Regions from separate parts of the Homo sapiens genome. Here region 2 is linked to region 1. A link is a loop called in an ENCODE intact Hi-C map of the cell type or tissue named here. Cell type or tissue: mammary epithelial cell. All regions are shown on one strand. Each heading gives the region's core, and the rest is flanking DNA. Links, peaks and the distances in the headings are about the cores only.

The links. Hi-C counts contacts between places; a loop is a spot of excess contacts. Peaks named below come from ENCODE experiments on the same cell type or tissue, not always from the same donor. Only the 100,000 strongest peaks of a DNase experiment are listed, where the experiment ranks them.
Region 2: a loop joins it to region 1, with 2.4 times the contacts of the local background. A loop is called at or near these places in 4 of 110 quality-filtered maps.

What each region holds. Positions count from the first base shown.
Region 1 is chr1:208,915,291-208,920,680 of GRCh38, forward strand. The region is part of intron 1 of LOC107985255 (a long non-coding RNA gene); the gene reads right to left. Among named protein-coding and RNA genes, the nearest start is that of LINC01774, 54 kb to the right of the region's middle. In mammary epithelial cell, for the core only: no CTCF peak of the experiment used is centred there; DNase peaks (open chromatin) are centred at 2,201 and 2,601; H3K27ac peaks cover 1,060 bases.
Region 2 is chr1:208,982,928-208,988,317 of GRCh38, forward strand. All of the region lies in intron 1 of LOC107985255 (a long non-coding RNA gene), which reads right to left. Among named protein-coding and RNA genes, the nearest start is that of LINC01774, 13 kb to the left of the region's middle. In mammary epithelial cell, for the core only: no CTCF peak of the experiment used is centred there; a DNase peak (open chromatin) is centred at 2,534.

The DNA of each region.
Region 1 (5,390 bases), core at 237-5,236:
GCAGGACACCTGTTCCATGAAGGTCTGCAGGGAAGAAGGAAGGGAGTCCAGAGTGACCTTCCTAGGTTTTATGATCTGCTTCAGAGAAGAAGAGCAAGAAAAATTCTAGTTTCTATGACCTACTTTAGGGGAAGGGGGTTCAGAAGAAAGCCAGAGTTCTTTCCTGTTTCTGCAGCTCAATTTCTTTCAGCTTAAAATATTCAGTATGCCAAGGTGCCATATTTTGGGGTAGCATCTACTGAACCTCAGTTGCATAACTCTGTGAATATACTAGAGATCACTGAATTGTATAATTTAAAAGAATAGGTGAATTATGTCTTGATAAAGCCATTACTAATTTTTTTTTATAAAGGAAGGCATGAGCCACCTTGGGACTAATGATGGACAGGCATTTCCAGTAAACTTGCAGTTACTGGAGTGGCCTGACCCTAATTGGAGATTCCTTGAAATAGATGTTGAAGTAAGGAAATATAATGAAAAACTTTACCTTCTAAAGTCCTTCCTGATCCTCAGATTCTCTAGTGAATAAATCGATAAAGAGATTGTGATTTTAAGGTCATACTTATGCTACAGAATTGTAGACAATTGACACATACCATGAATTGTTTGGGTATTGTCTTCTTAACATTGCTTTCAGGCAATTAATGACCCCACTACTTTGTACAGGATAAAAATATAACTAATGTTCTTTATGTGGACCCTGCTGAATTGAACTCCTAATATAACAGGTCTACTTCAGTGGCTCATGTACAGATCAATACCTAGAAAGGTATTATAGAAACATGGCACATTTAGACTCTTGTAGACTTAAACTCTGGCAGACTGTGATACAAATCCTTTACCACAGAGCAGTAGAGTTAATGCAAAAGATATAGCACAGCCCACGGGTTAAAGTTATGGCCTCTGGAGCCAGACTCCCTGGGTATAAAACCTGGCTCTGCCACTTATTAGCTGTGTGATCTTGTTCAATTTATATAACCTCTTAGCTCTTCAGTTATCTTATCTGCAAAATGGGAATAATAGGTAATTATCTACCTATGTACAGTTTAGTTTTATTATGAGAATTAAATGGCTTAATATTTGTAAAGCACTTTGAACAGATGTCTGACATACAGTAAACCATATAAAGGTTTGTTAAGTAAATCTACTGGGTCCAGTTTGGATAATTTTCCCATAAGGATGCCCATTTGGGAAGTAGATACTTATGAAAATGGGGCGACCTTCGAAATTACCCTCTTTTCTTGGATATTTCTGTTTTGTTAACTACATAAACAAATTCTCAACTAGGCTAATCTCAATTTAAGACTAAAAGTGGAACTTAAGAATGTGATTTGGATACATACAAATTAATCATTGATATGTTGGTTTCAATATAAAATATATTGTGCATTGTGTTCTAGCTCTTAAAAAGCCAACAAGGGATATGAAAGGTTTGTCTTTTCTCTGATGTAAACTCAAAAATTTTTCTCACCATAAAAATATGCCTCTTTAAGATCTATGTGTACAAAACTCTAACTCATTTAATCATCATATAGGCATTACAATCTCCATTTTACAGATGAGGGCGCCTAGTCTCGGAGGATTTAAGCGACTTCTGTGAGGCCACACAGCTAGCAAAGAGGGATAGAGACAGGACTTAAACCCAAGGCAATATAACTTCAATAGAAATGCTCTTTCCACTTTCCCACACTCCTCACTGCACCTACAGTAATCTATCAAGCATATATTTTTCCCTTTTAAACTTATTTATATTTTCATGCTGTAATAATTTTTGGTTGTGAGTTCTCTAAAGTAATAAAATGTTTTATTGGTTTGCCTCCTTCAAGCTACAGAAAGAAAAGAAAACCATAGGAGAGAGGCTAAAAAGTTGGGTTCTAAAATTAGCCACCCCATGTGCCAGGCAAAAAGCGTGGATAATCAGTGATTCCCAGTGTTGTCCTCTGAAGCTTTTGCAAACCAACCAGCAAGAGCCACTGCCTAAATACTCACTTCTCTTGACTGCCTTTGAGGACCAGCTGGATCCTCATCAAGCCCCAGTGATTGACCCCCAGTTATTCATTTGCCTCTCCTCAAGGACGCAAGGCCCTTCTTGCCTTATCCAGAGACATTAAAGAAAGCTGCTTGACGTTGGACATCAAATTGATTTCATGCCAAGATTTCACTCAACCACAGGTGACAACCATTGACGTGTCAAAGCCTTACAAGAAAAATAAACACGTCTGATGCAAAGAGTCCTTTGTTTTTGATGCCATGTTGAATTATGCACCTTTACACAGATCTGACAGTGGCTGTGACTATTTGCTAGAAGGCAGAGTGGAGGCACGTAGGGTCTCAAATTGTAGTGGCAAAGAAGGTCAAAGCATGGTGAATTCAAAGGGGACTGCAAATTTAGAGCTGAGGGAGAAGGCTCTTTCAGCGCCCTTCATCTTCCTTTTCTCATTCAACCCTGTGGAACTCATCTCATCATTCTCTGTCTCCTGCTTCTGAATGCTTTAAGTCACTTATTTGTCTATCTTCCCCAGAGAGAAAGCCTGCTGCTTAGAAAGAGCTTGAAACCACCTGCAATATTTCTCCCTTTAGTCATGTCTGCTCAAGGTGACGTAGGACTTTGGATAAGCATACTTAGTAGGCATCCAAGCTTTTTTGGCTTGACTAAAGCTGGGGACTGCCCACAGTTAAGACCTTTGTCTATGGCTATTTCCTCTTCACCTACCTAGCCTGAGGGGTACATAATCACTTCTCTGAGGAGTTTCCTAGCTTCAGCTGTTTCCGTGGAATCTTTTCTTCCAGCTGTGTTTACTCGTTTTATTTTTTTGTATTCTGTCTGAAGAAGATGGAATTTGCATAATTAAGAATGACCTGAGCAATCTCTGCTAATGCCTCCACTAAAACCTCTGAATATCCCTGTTAACTAATTACATCTATCATTGTGTCAGACAGGTAAAAGACTCCTTCAGTCTGTTGAGACAACATTATTCACCTGGGATTATCAAAGGTTTCAATTCTGGCCATTAGCTGAAATTGCTTGGGTCATTCATTATGGCCAATTCTGCATCCTTTCTAGACAGAGCAAAGTAAATGCAGAATCAGGAATAGATTAAATAGCCATGCATCAGAAGCCTAGTTCAGAACCTCAGCCCTTTCTTTTCCTTAGAGCTAAAGGATGAAAAATGAACAGAAAAACCTTGTGGTTTCCTCTTCTTACATCAGTGAGTATGTGAGCTTTTGCTTCAAGAAATTGGAGGTGATTATCCTTTCCCCAATTTTATTCAGCCTTTTAAATATCTGGTTTAACAAATCCATGAAGAAAAAAAAAAGTCCTTAGACTTGAAATTAAATCGCCCCATTCTCAGCTTTCCCTCATTAACCATGGATTATAGGTAGGGACTTGAGTCACTATTGGGGCAGTGGAGTGTGGGGTATAGGTAGCCTTTCAGTTGAAATTACTTCATCTAAACTGAAAGCAGAACCCAAAGAGGTGGATTAAAGATTAAACTCAGACATTAACAACAAGTGGGGGGATGATGAAAACATATCTGGAAGATTCCAAACATTGGCATGGTAGTTATTAGGATGAGTAGTAGCGAGGCCAGGCAGTATACTCAATTCCTTCTGTATATGTCTTTCATTTTCTGGGGATATGGTTTTATCTGTCCTGTTCTGACACAAAATTCAGCATCCTTGTCACAAGTCAGTGAATATATTTTTATAATGATTCGGAGTCCATTATATACAACAACTACTATGGGCTTGGTAAAAGGATATCAAATGATACACTAAAATGTAAGCAGTTGGTGTTCAAATTGGAAAAAAAAAGTCATACAAAAATAAAGATAACTAGCAATTAAAGTTAGCTAATAATATTGTTCACTAATAGTATGATAGTATGACTTCTTGGAAAAAACTCGCTATCCAATCATAGTGTCCAATTTATCTTTTTTAGACACATTTTCATGGGTAATGCACATGGGCACTATACTCATTAAATGTGTGCTTGCCTTGCAGAAAGAGTGAGCTCAGAGATCATAGACCAAATCATTAGAGAAACCAAAGCATTGGTTAGTGAAAATATCTATATAAGTTACTAAAATCTATTTTTTCTTCAGTTTTTTAGAAATCTGATTATAAAGGCTGTTTTGTTTATTGCTTAGAAAAGTTTTCAGTCAGAAGAAAAAAAAAGAAGGTAGAAATTTGGAGTGAGCAGGATGCTTCCTTGCAATTATTCATTTAACAAATATGTCATGAATCCCTATTATGAGTCAGGCAGTGAACAACATGCTAGGGATATATTGTGTACAAAACAAACAACAATCCCTGCACTTGTGGAATTTTTCTATTGTGAAGAGACAGACATCAAACCTTAAACATAATAAATTAAGAAAAAAAACGTGTATTAGAAGGCGGCAAATCTCATGGAAGGAAGAGAGCTGGGTAAGGGGGCCTGGAAGTACTGGGAGGTATAAATAAATAGTTATGGAGAAGAAAATCATTCATATGATGGCATTTGATTAAAAAACTTGAATGAAGGCAGGAGGTGGGCTATGTGGATGTCTGGATGAAGGGTATTTCTGGCAGAGGACACAGCCAGTAAGAAACATCCTGAGGTAGGAGTGTGTCTGGCCTATTCACGAACTGCCAAGCAGGCTAAGATAAGGGAAGGAGGGAAAGATTTGCAGTAGGACCTGAAGTCGAGAGGTAACTAGGAGAGTCAGATCACATGGATCCATTTACACCATTGTAAGAACTTGCCTTTTACTCTAAGTGAAATGGGAAGACTTTGATAAACATTGAGCAAAGGAGTAAAATGCACTGATATTTTCATTTTTAAAGACTTACTCTGGCAGCTGTCCTGAGTGTAACCTGTATGGAGAATATGAGGAGGCAAGAAGAAAAGTAAAGCGACTGCTCTGGAGAGCATGGCAGGAGAGAGAGATTACTGTGGTTTGAATCCAGGCAGTAGCTGTAAGAGAGGAAAGAAGTAGTTGGATGATAGACGCTTTCTGAAGTACTAACAGGACTTGCTTAGAGATTGAATGACCAATAATAGAAAAAGAGAGAAGTCGATGATGACTTTAATTTTTTTTTCTTTTTTTTTTTTTTTGAGACGGAGTCTTGCTTTGTCACCCAGGCTGGAATGCAGTGGCGCGATCTCGGCTTACTGCAAGCTCCGCCTCCCTGCTTCACGCCATTCTCCTGCCTCGGCCTCCCGAGTAGCTGGGACCACAGGCGCCCGCCACCACTCCCGGCCAATTTTTTTGTATTTTTAGTAGAGACGGGGTTTCACCGTGTTAGCCAGGATGGTCTCGATCTCCTGACCTCATGATCCACCCGCCTTGGCCTCCCAAAGTGCTGGGATTACAGGCGTGAGCCACCGCACCTGGCCTAATTGT
Region 2 (5,390 bases), core at 254-5,253, 68 kb after region 1:
TTGATCTTATTTCTGGCAATCTTCCTGAACTTTTTAAATTCTAAATAGTTAGTCTATGAATTCTTTTTGCATTTTGTATGCAAACAATGATACCATCTGCAAATAACGATTGTGCTTCTTTTTTTCAAATAATTATATCACTTATTTCTTTTTATTGCATTTTTGAATTGGTTAAAACTTCCAGTAATTGCTACATAGAAGTGGTTTTAGTGAATAATTTATTGTCTTGAGTTTAATGTGAATGCTTCTAAAAATCTGACCATAAAGTATGGCATTTTCTGTGGGTTTGGGTACATGCTCTTTACAAAGTTAAGGAAGTTTTTTTTCCCCAGTACTAATGTACTGGTCTTTTCCTTAATTTATGAATGAATATTGACCTTATAAAATATTTTTCTACATTCGTTGAGATGCTCACGTTTTTGTCTTTTTTTTTCCATGTGTTGAATGAAGATTTATAGATCTTTTAAATGTTGACATATCTTTGTATACTTGGGATAATCTGTTTTATCCTGATGTACTATAAATCCAATTCTGGGTTTGCTAACATGTTATAATTTGTTCTTCCATGCTATAGTGAGATTGGACAATATATCTCATTTCTTATACTTCTTGTGCCTAATTTTGATATCAAATAATAGGTAGTTTACTCTCTTTATTCATTTGCTGAAAGAGATTTTATCAGAAAGGAATTATGAGCTTCTGATTTGTGGTAAAAACTTCTCTATAAAATTATGTGGGCTTGGTACCTTTTTAGGGAGAATTTTTGATTACTAATTAATTTTTGTTATAGATCATTATTTTTCTAATATAGGTTTGTGAAGGCCCAACTGTATTAATTATATTTTACTGTGTCTTATACTGTGGTAAGATGAAATGTTCTGTATGATATCAATTATTTGGACATTTTTTAGACCTTTTATAAACTAAAACGTGACCAACTTTTTAATAAATGATACATGCATATTTAAAAACCATATGTGCTCCTTACTCCTTACATAAGAATATAGTTATGTTGTATTACGGTGTGTTACATTATATTACCATAGAGAAAACAGCTATTTTATTCAAATCTTTAGCATCTTTACTAACATTGACTTCTTGATCTATCAGTTTCTAAAATAGGTGTTAAAATTTTTACACAAGTATTATGTATTTACAAATGTCTTCATGTAATTCTATCAGCACTTATTTCATAAATTTATAAATGTATGATATGGTTTGGCTGTGTCCCCACCCAAATCTCACCTTGAATTGTAAAAATCTCCACATGCCAAAGGTGGGGCCAGGGAGAGACAATTGAACCATTGGGGGAGTTTCCCCCATACTGTTCTCATGGTAGTGAATAAGTCTGACGGATCTGATGGTTTTATAAATGGGAGTTCCCTTGCACAAGTTCTCTTGACTGCTGCCATGTAAGACATGACTTTGCTCCTCCATCACCTTCTGCCATGATTGTGAGGCCTCCCCAGCCATGTAGAACTGTGTGAGTCAATTAAACCTCTTTCCTTTATAAATTACCCAGTCTAGGGTATGTCTTTATTAGCAGCATGAGAAGAGTAAGACTATATATATATATATATATAAATTCATGATAGTTATAGTTTCAGTTATAGTATCAGTATATAATGTTTGATACAGCTTAAGTTCTCTGAGAGGCAACCAGGAAGATGGTGATTAACATATAAGATGTTTATTAGGTGGGACTCCTGGGATCAAAACCTGTAGAAGAAAAGGAAAAAAAAAAACACGTTTGGGCAGAGGGAGAAGTTGAGCTGTGATGCAGTCTCAACAGAGACCTAAGATGACCCCATGAAGAGCTCTGGAGCTGGGATGGTCCTTTAGAGTTTGCCCAGTTAAGGCAAGGGTTCCAGGACTTTATACCCTCTGGACGATCAGTCACTAGATGTGGACTTCTCTGAAAGAAGTGTGATTTGGGGTGAGACAGTGTTTTTAGTAAAGGCAATCTCTCAGGAGAAGTTTACAGCTAAGGACTGCCTTTCATCAGCACTTCTAGAAGCTGGGGGAGTATGTCCTTAATTAGTAAAGAGGAATCTGGAGGCATATTATAGTACTCAACACAGACTACACCTTAAGTGCCTGGATTCACTTACTCATATAGGTTCTGGCAGTGACTCTTCTAACAATCCAGTGGAAAAACTTAGAAAAGAAAAAAAAATGTGATGATAAACTACAGTCCCCATCACTTTTGCTTATCTCAAGTCCAGAAATGATCTTTGTTATCTCCCTTCTCTACCACTTATTATAAATTTCCCTTACCCCCAGCTAGCACCTCTGGTGGTCTTGGAGACTTGCCTGGTGATGTGAACTAGATCTTCAACCATGTGCAGTCTAATTCCCTTCCTCATTACCATTACCTTTTCAGACCAGAGTTACTGTATTTGTGCAATTATTGTCAAAACGTGATATAGAATCACTAAAAGATACTTAAGTGTATTATCTGGCTGCTAAATATATTCCTAATGTTCTCATTGTGTAACAGCATCCTGACTTACTCCTGCCAAGACAGTGATTCATTTCCTTACCTGCTGACCCTTTGGCATGAGTTGCCCAAAGTGCTAGACAGGAGCCATAGCTGGGCCCTATTAAAATCTGGCAGATTTTCATATCATCTGGTGTTTAGGTCACATTAGTATTCCCAGATATGGTTCCCATAATGTGGAATATGCTGCCTTTGTAACCCAAAGAAACCTTCCAGGCATTTTGCTTCCTTCTTCATGCTGAGAATACAAATTTTGATAATTTGTTCTTTATTTGGGGAGGATGGGTGATTCTTATCATGCCATAAACACCGTACATCCGTAATTTTACTTATGTGCCAGGCCCTGAATATTCATAGGGTTTAACTCCAACTCTCTAGAGAATATGCTTCTTAGCAAATCCTCCAACTAGCATCTATATTTTGCTCATCTGGTTCCATTAGCATGTTGTCAATATAGTGAACAAATTTGACATTCTGTATGGATGTCTAAATGGTCTGTACCTCTTCATACTGTATTTAAACAAAGGGCAGAGGAGTTAACACAGCCTTGAAACAAACATGTAATTGATTCAGTTGTCCACTTTAAATGAAATTCTTTTCATTTCCTCTTCCTAATGATGAAAAAAATATATTTTCCAGAGCAACGGAAATATGGCTGCATACCATATATCTGATGACATGTTAATCTGCTCTAGCAAACATACCACATCTGCCACTGGGTCCGATACCTGGCTATGTTTGCAGTAGTCCACTGTAATAATATGTCTTGTTTTTGCAGAAATCAGATTGGTGAATTAAACAGAGACTGAAGGGGACCATCATTCCTGTATCCTTTAACAAACTGTAAAGGTGGCACTAATTTCAACCATTCATATTGGACAATTTTTTTTAAGTAACTATCTTGAAACAAGTATGGGGGATAAGCTGTTTTCACAGGCTTCTTCTTAACTTTTCCCCTAATCCTGTAGGCTGAAGATTCAACGTGGAGGTTGTGCCAACTACCAAGTATGTCTATTACAATTATTAATTGGGGTCTGCAGAAATGACCACTGGATGAGTTCACAGATACGGTAAACAGACTGTGGGCTGGACTTGGCTATCCCAGGTCCCCACTCTGACAGAAAAATCATGATGACACTTTGACCTCAATATCAACTTGGATTCTCTTTCCAACAGTCTTTAAAGTGTTTGGATATTCCACTTTCCCTAGGATACAGTTACCCAATAGAAGGCAGTAGGTCCCTTTGAGAAAAGGAAGTAGCCACTACCACATACATTTACCATGATTTTGCAGGGTTCCTCTAAAAGCGTCTCTTCTCATATCAATGAGTTCTGGGTATAAAAACTGGATATTGGACAGGGAATTGTAATTTTTATTGGAATGATGGCTCTCAGCCTTGTCATTATTATCCTTGAATTTGATGTTTGATTTTACAGATAGAATAGCACTACTGTTAGCTGTTGCTGTGGTTTGAATGTGTACCCCAAAGTTCATGTGTTGGAAACTTAATTCCCAATTCCAGTGTTGATGGCTGTCAGCCTTGTCATTATTATCCTTGAATTTGATGTTTGATTTTACAGATAGAATAGCACTACTGTTAGCTGTTGCTGTGATTTGAATGTGTTCCCCAAAGTTCATGTGTTGGAAACTTAATTCCCAATTCCAGTGTTGAGAGGTAGGACATTTAAGAGGTGACTAGGTCCTGAGGACTCTTCCCTCAAGATGGATTAAGGCTGTTATTGCAGGATTCGGTTTGTTATTGTGGGAGTAGATTCCTGATTAAAGGATGAGTTCATTCCCGTACCTCTTCCCACATCCTCTCTTTCATGCATGTGCACTCTTTTTTTTTTTTTTTTTTTTGAGACGGAGTCTTGCCCTGTCACCTAGGCTGGAGTGCAGTGGCGCAATCTCAGCTCACTGCAACCTCCACCTCCTGATTTCAAGCAATTCTCCTGCCTCAGCCTCCTGAGTAGCTGGAATTATAGGCAGGTGCCACCATGCCTGGCTAATTTTTGTATTTTTAGTAGAGATGGGGTTTCACCATATTGGTCAGGCTCATCTCGAACTCCTGACTTCAGGTGATCTGCTGCCTCCGCCTCCCAAAGTGCTGGGATTACAGGCATGAGCCACCGCACCCGGCCCACATTTCCTTTATTTCCTTTTTCTCCCCTTTCTACTGGTTTAGGAATTAAACATTGCATTCCTTCCTCCCTTTTTTGGTATTTGCCTTTATAATGCTAATGCACAAAGTTAACTAAATCTATGACTAATCAATATCTCTCTTATACGACTGAATTAGAGGAATATAGAGTAATTAAAGTCAATTTCTCGCTATCATCCATGATATTGTGTCATAGTTTGATTCTGCTTAGGACTGATACATGTCCCCACCCTTACGTACACATGTGATTCGTATATGCCCACAAACATTCATCATTCTACCACTGTGGCTTTGAGTTTCTTGTTCATTTCTGGGACTTTGTGATATTTCCTTCTTCCTGCTTTCAATTTCAGCTATACAGTTTAAGAAAAGGTTTGTGTTCTATCTAAGTCAGCATTTCTTTTTTTTTTTTTTTTTTTTTGAGATGGAGTCTCACTCTGTCACCCAGGCTGGAGTGCAGTGGCGAGATCTCAGCTCACTGCAAGCTCCGCCTCCCGGGTTCACATCATTCTCCTGCCTCAGCCTCCCAAGTATCTGGGACTACAGGCGCCCACCACCACACCTGGCTAATTTTTTTGTATTTTTAGTAGAGGCGGGGTTTCACTGTGTTAGCCAGGATGGTCTCGATCTCCTGACTTTGTGATCCGCCTACCTCGGCCTCCCAAAGTGCTGGGATTACAGGCGTGAGCCACCGCACCCGGCCTCTAAGTCAGCATTTCTATATATTT